Linked DNA regions of Homo sapiens: region 2 is linked to region 1. Evidence: read pairs that join two places in POLR2A ChIA-PET (ENCODE). Cell type or tissue: Panc1. All regions are shown on one strand. Links, peaks and the distances in the headings refer to the core of each region. The heading gives the core; the rest is flanking DNA. Region 1 overlaps LINC01166 (long intergenic non-protein coding RNA 1166). Region 2 holds the start of LOC107984283 (a long non-coding RNA gene).

The links. Peaks named below come from ENCODE experiments on the same cell type or tissue, not always from the same donor. Only the 100,000 strongest peaks of a DNase experiment are listed, where the experiment ranks them.
Region 2: POLR2A ChIA-PET joins it to region 1 with 7 read pairs; 2 of 35 experiments call an interaction of 5 or more read pairs at or near these places.

What each region holds. Positions count from the first base shown.
Region 1 is chr10:132,943,788-132,946,694 of GRCh38, forward strand. LINC01166 (long intergenic non-protein coding RNA 1166) reads right to left here. Exons shown (of 2, transcript NR_120627.1): 2 at 180-2,694. LOC105378572 (a long non-coding RNA gene) reads left to right here. Exons shown (of 3, transcript XR_007062348.1): 1 at 1-788; 2 at 1,233-1,338. Among named protein-coding and RNA genes, the nearest start is that of CFAP46, 2.7 kb to the left of the region's middle. In Panc1, for the core only: no CTCF peak of the experiment used is centred there; no DNase peak of the experiment used is centred there.
Region 2 is chr10:132,993,390-132,996,296 of GRCh38, forward strand. It overlaps LOC107984283 (a long non-coding RNA gene), which reads left to right and starts at 770. Exons shown (of 3, transcript XR_001747674.2): 1 at 770-948; 2 at 1,484-1,689; 3 at 1,830-2,186. RefSeq lists an enhancer at 845-1,527. In Panc1, for the core only: no CTCF peak of the experiment used is centred there; no DNase peak of the experiment used is centred there; H3K4me3 peaks cover 577 bases; H3K27ac peaks cover 281 bases.

The DNA.
Region 1 (2,907 bases), core at 214-2,713:
GGATCAAATAAGCTGCCTGGACATAGTTTTGAAACCTGAACGTCGTATGTTTCTCAGGCTCCTAGAGCCCCACCCCGTCTTGAAGTTGGCAGCCTCAGATCCCTGCTAAATGACCATATTCCTTCCCAAAGACAGTTCTCAGATGGGCCTTTGTTGGTAAAGACACTCCACACATGGGTACAGCCTCGATAAAATATTTATCCCCTCAGAGAAAGTATATCCAAACATAATGTAGTAAGAGATTTCCCAAATCCAAGGGCATTAAATATTAAAACTCAGTTTTCTAGTTACACATTAGCCTTAAATATCAAGAGTGCAACACAAAATTATCACAGAACGCAGGAAAAGGAGATGAGAAAGGCCGCAGATGGGCAGCCAGGTGGGCCGGGGCACAGGGCAGGGTCGGAAAGGGTCCCCAGCCCAGGAGCTTCTGTGTCCGTGGAGTGGGGGGCACCACCCTCCTGGCCCGTGGATGTGTTCAGCAACCTGGAACTGCTCGGGACCCATAGTCCAGGCATTCTTATGGAGGCTCCATCGCAGACATGAAGGATGATGGTGGATGATCCCTGGAGGAGGGTGGGTGCAGGGTTGAGAGCTGCAGGTGCTAATCCTGGCTGGTCTCTCTGGTGACTGGACCCCCTCCAGGAGCCACCAAGCCTCACCTCATTTGAATGGAAGAATCTGCTGCCATCACCCAGGAAATTCGAGGGCTTTTGGAGCCCTGTGCGGGGTCTCGGGAGCAGAGACCAGATCTATTCATTTCTCATTTCATCACCCCATCTTGCCAGGTAGAGACGGTGTCTGTGTCTGGGCTCCCAGGCTGGACCCCAGAGGCCTGCTGTATATGCGCCCGCTGGCGTTGCCATCACGGGGCACTCTCATGGGCGGCTTAAACAGCGGGAAAGGAGGCGGGAAGGCCGAGAACAAGGTGCGGCCGGAGTTGGTTCCTTGGAGGGCACCCCGCGTGGCCGTATGTGGTCGTCTTCTTGTCTGTGTCTCGGTGTCCAAATGTGCCCATCTTATATGGACACCAGCCATGGGGTTTAGGGCCCACCCTGGGACCTCCTGTTAAATAGATCACCTCTGTGAAGACCCTGTCTCCAAATAAGGCCACATTCTGAGGCCGTGGGACTAGGACTCCAGCATAAGAGTTTCAGGGGGACACAGTTCAATCCATGACACTTGCTTAACCAGAAGGTGGTGAGAATTCTGAACATTTGTAATTTCATCAGGTGAAAGCCAGGAAGATGGGTGAATTGTTGTTTAAAACATCTCAGAATATATACATGAGCAGAATGAGCAGAACAGAAGTTAAAGATAGAGCTTCTTCCAGCGCAGGTGAGGCCAGTAATCAAATCCCACTGGTGTGTATGTCCGTAAAAGAGAACTTAGTTGAAATCGACCTGGCATCCCAGCTCCTGGGGACAGGCAAGCAGAAGCCGGGGGCAGGAGGGACGTGGTGATGTGCGGGGTCCTCGCTCTCCCCGGCTCCGCTCAGAAGAGCAAGGTGCCGCCCCCCACTAGGGGAGCTGGAGAAGGGGTTAGGTGGAGTTGGGGAGGCACGGAGGGTCCCTGGTAGCGGGGTGCTGGCAAGCAGGCTCTCCAGGGAAAAGCGAAAATGAAGCCCCTGGTTGGAAGCATTTGCACATCCTCCCACCACCGCTGTTTAAACTGCCCCAGGGGCAGCACCAGCTCACAAAGCTGCACATCTCACAAATGGCCAGGTGGAGCCCAGCTCTGGCTTGGTGACCCCTCCAGAAAGGCGGGGTCCTGGGGACCCCAAAGTTGGCTGGAAGCCGACCTGCACCGCTGTCCCAGGGGCCTGTGCTCTCCTCACTCTGCCTGGCTGGTGTCTGGCCCGGCAGTGCTTTGTGGCATCGGCTCCACTTTGGGGCCAGTCGGTGCCGGCACGGCTACTTTACCTATGGCTTGAGAATCCAAGTGTGGAGTCTGGGAAAGGGGGCTGGGCTGGAATCCCCACGTGTGAGGGCTGACTGAGACTGGGCCCGCAGGAGAATGTTGGCCCAGGGAACCAGGAAGAACTGACCTAGAGTCGGGAGAGACCCCAGGCCACCTTTGTGTGTTGGGCCACGCAGTGGTGAAGACCATGGGGTGGCCACCCAGCTACGGTTGGTGGAACCCCAGAGCCCACTAGGGGAGGGTGTGGTGAGTGCATGTGTGTGACTGTGAGAGTGTCAGCAGGAGGGGGTGGGTGTGTGTGAACTGTGTGGCTGCGTTAGGGTAAGTGTGTGCCATGTGTACACAAGAGTGCGTGTGTATAGTGTGTGACATGTAAGCATGATCATGTGTGTGACCATGTGTCTGAGTGTGCATGTGTATGCATGTGTGGCCCTCCCCTGTGGAGGCACAGGGGAGCAGGTCTCTAATCCACAGACATCACCGACGACCTGTGCAGGGCCAGGCTCTGGGGATCAGCAGAGAACAAAAGGGGCAGAAAGCACTGCCCCTGGGGACAAAGACCACACTGTGGGGTCCGGCAGCTGGGAGGGGGGCCTGGTGTTTTCTGGGAAAGCAGCTTCACCCCCCAGGAAAGCAGGAGGATCAGAAGAGGGCTCCTCACCCCCACGGACACCTTTCCCGGTGGGACAGCTCCTGAACATGGAGCGTATCAGCAACCTGGCAGCCGAGCTCCCGCGTCTCCAGGATGACGGCCGAGGGTGGTGTGCACATGCCCTGAAAAGACAGGGAGGAGAACATCCGCTGTCATCCCCAACAGCCCAGCACTCAGCACCCAGCACCCAGCACCCCAGCACTCAGCACCTCAGACCATCATCCCTAACAGCCCAGCACTCAGCACCCCAGGCTGTCATCCCCAACAGCCCTGCACCCAGCACTCAGGATCCCAGGATCCCAGCACCCCAGCACCCCAGCACCCCAGCATCCCAG
Region 2 (2,907 bases), core at 320-2,819, 50 kb after region 1:
AGGCAGTACCGCAGTAGGGCCCACGGAGGTAGCAGGTCTGATGTTGCCTGGCCCCTGAGGGTGCTGTGTGGCATGGCTGGGCCTCCCTGATGTTGCCTGGCCCCTGAGGGTGCTGTGTGGTGTGGCTGGGCCTCCCTGGTCCTGCTCTTGGTGGGGCGCCAGCTCAGGGATACGGTGGTGGCCGTGAGGGAGCCACGCTGGGAGGTCCACGTCCTTTTGAAAGAGAAACTGCATGAGAGTCGGGAATTCCCCATTGGTGCCACCTGTGGGCATCTGTCTTCTGCGGAGTGTGCGTGAGGCGGCATCGCACACTGCGGCATCTGTCTTCGGAGTGTGTGTGAGTGTGTGTGAGTATGTGTGAGGCAGCGTCGCACACTGCGTGGACTTTTAACTGCCCGTCGGGATGCTTTGCAGGTGAGTCCCGATAAGCGGAAACCGCAACGCTCCTTCAGCACCAGTGCAGGTTCACGGTTTCATGGGGGGAACGTCAATTCAGTAAGACGAGTGACGAGGCGCGTCTCAGCGGAACCCCACCCACTGCCGTCACCATCGCTGACCACTCCATTGGTTGATGTGGTGAGTGAGTTAGGATTCCACCTGGCAGTGACCTTCCACCTTCCAGGGGATGTCTCAAGCCCACTTCGTTGCCCCGGCCTCAGCCCCCCAGGCCGCGGCCATGGCAGGGTTGGCTCCGCCATCTGGGTCCCAGGGAGGACCTGGGGGCACAGCCCAAGAAGCCCACAGTGACATGAAACCTTCGTGGTCTCAATCCCCTGAGATGTGGGGCGTTTGCTCACCATGGTGTTGCCGAGCCCCCACTCACAGGTAAAGCTCATGAAAAGCATCCGTGACTTCACTTCACGTCTCAGACCCAGAGCGCACTGGCGGGAGTGACGGCTGTCTCTCGAGCGGAACTGTGGACTCTTAGATCCTCACAGGGCCGCCTTGGTGGGTCTCCGCTCTCTGCACCTCTTTCCTCATTGGTGAAATTGGGGTGATAACAGCACCCGGGTTAGGAGGAGGATCAAGTAGGTCGACCGGGAGGCAGTTGGAGCAAAGCCTCTGGAGACGGTTGCTGCCTGCGGGCTGCTGCTTTCGGTTTGAGAACGGCTCCTGCTCGCAGCGGGGAAGGCCGACGGGTGGGAAGGGCGGGAGGGAGAGAGGAGATGAGGATGCGCCCTGAGGAGGCAGCGTTTCCGCGTCTCATTAAGTCCTGACACCTTGTCATTAGCGGGGCAAACCCACCAGAGCTCCTGTTCCAGCTGCGTGGTGCCTCCCGTAGCTCCAGATTACGAGCTCGCTGCCTCAGGGAAGCTGAGTGGCTCCTTAAGGCCCAGCGTGTGGTTTCCTTGCACTTGGGGGGGCTGAAGCTGCATCCTTCCAGGGAGAGCGTTGGTGTCGGATGCTAATGAAGTAAAAGTGACAAGCTTTAAAAAAGGTCACATTCCGGTGGGACCAACCGAGGGATGTTTTTTCCCAGCAGTGCCCTGAGCTGACAGGGCCAGATTTGTGCTTCGTACTGGAAATGCCGCCTGTGCGGCCTGGCGTCCCGGCAGTGGCCTCCTCCTGAGCTCGGGGACAGAGACCTCTGCCTCTGAAGGCCCAGGCCTCACAGCCTGCAGATGCTGCTGCCCGGAAGGGACCCAGCGTGGGGTAGCTCAGCAGGGGCAGGGCTCGGCACTGGGAGAGGTACTGGCCACTGCGGCAGGGACCTGGGTGCGGGATCCCGGATGCCAGGGTGTCCTCTGGATGGGCCCATTTTCGGTACCATGAGCTGTTTTTATAAGTTTGTGTATGGAAGGCTTGTCCAAATTCCTGATTTTCCCCAGGAATAAGAAGAAATCCCTGAGGCCCAGGAGAAGGTAAATCCCAGCGAGCTCAGCCGTGCGTCCTCTGGGACGGCTGCATTGCCCTCACACCTGACCTCCATGTGGGGCAAGCTCAGCCGTGCGTCCTCTGGAATGGCTGCGTTCCCCTCACACCTGACCTCCATGTGGGGCAAGCTCAGCCGTGCGTCCTCTGGGACGGCTGCATTCCCCTCACACCTGACCTCCATGTGGGCTTTCATAGCTGGTTCACGGCTTTCTACGGCTTTTCCAAATGTTCCAGCCTTTTCTGCCATGTCTGTGCAAGAAATCAGCCTATACTGAAGTCATTGCTGTTAAGAGAATAAAATAAATACAAAAGACAGTTTTCTAAAACCCCGTGATTCAAAAGTCACTGGTTCTGGCTTTCCAGTGGGTCATGGCTGGCAGAGGGAGCAACTGCCTTCCAGATGCCAGCTCCTAGCAATGGCCATTCACCAGCACAGGGACCTTCCAGATGCCAGCTCCCAGCAATGGCCATTCACCAGCACTGGGACCTTCCAGACATAGGCTCCCAGCAATGGCCATTCACCAGCACTGGGACCTTCCAGACATCGGCTCCCAGCAATGGCCATTCACCAGCACAGGGACCTGGACGTTCAGAACCCTGTGTGTTCGTTGTTGCTAAAATGCTGCATGGATGCATCCCGGCCAGCTGCACTGTTTTCCTCACTCCCTGCTGATGTGTGGGGACCCCGGGGCTGGACAGGAGCGGCCGACACCAGGCGGCAGGGGCGCAGTGGGCAGCAGAGACCTCGGCTTCCGTCCTTCAGAGGAATGAGAGACGCTGCCCCGAGGCCCAGGCAGTGTCTGGGGCTGCTGTCCCTCACCTCTGACCCCTGGAGGGCCTGGGTTTTCCTGTCCACCACCTGGGGTGTGTCCAGGGGCCTGTGCATTCTGCCATTCTGGGCGAGTCACATCTCCAGAGCACGCTCTGCCCAAGCCGGTCACCTGCCTTCACAATCAGGAACTCACCAGCCAGACTGATGCCCTCTGGCAACCTAGGGCCCCATGCCGTGGGCTCCATCCTCTGTGCCCCCAC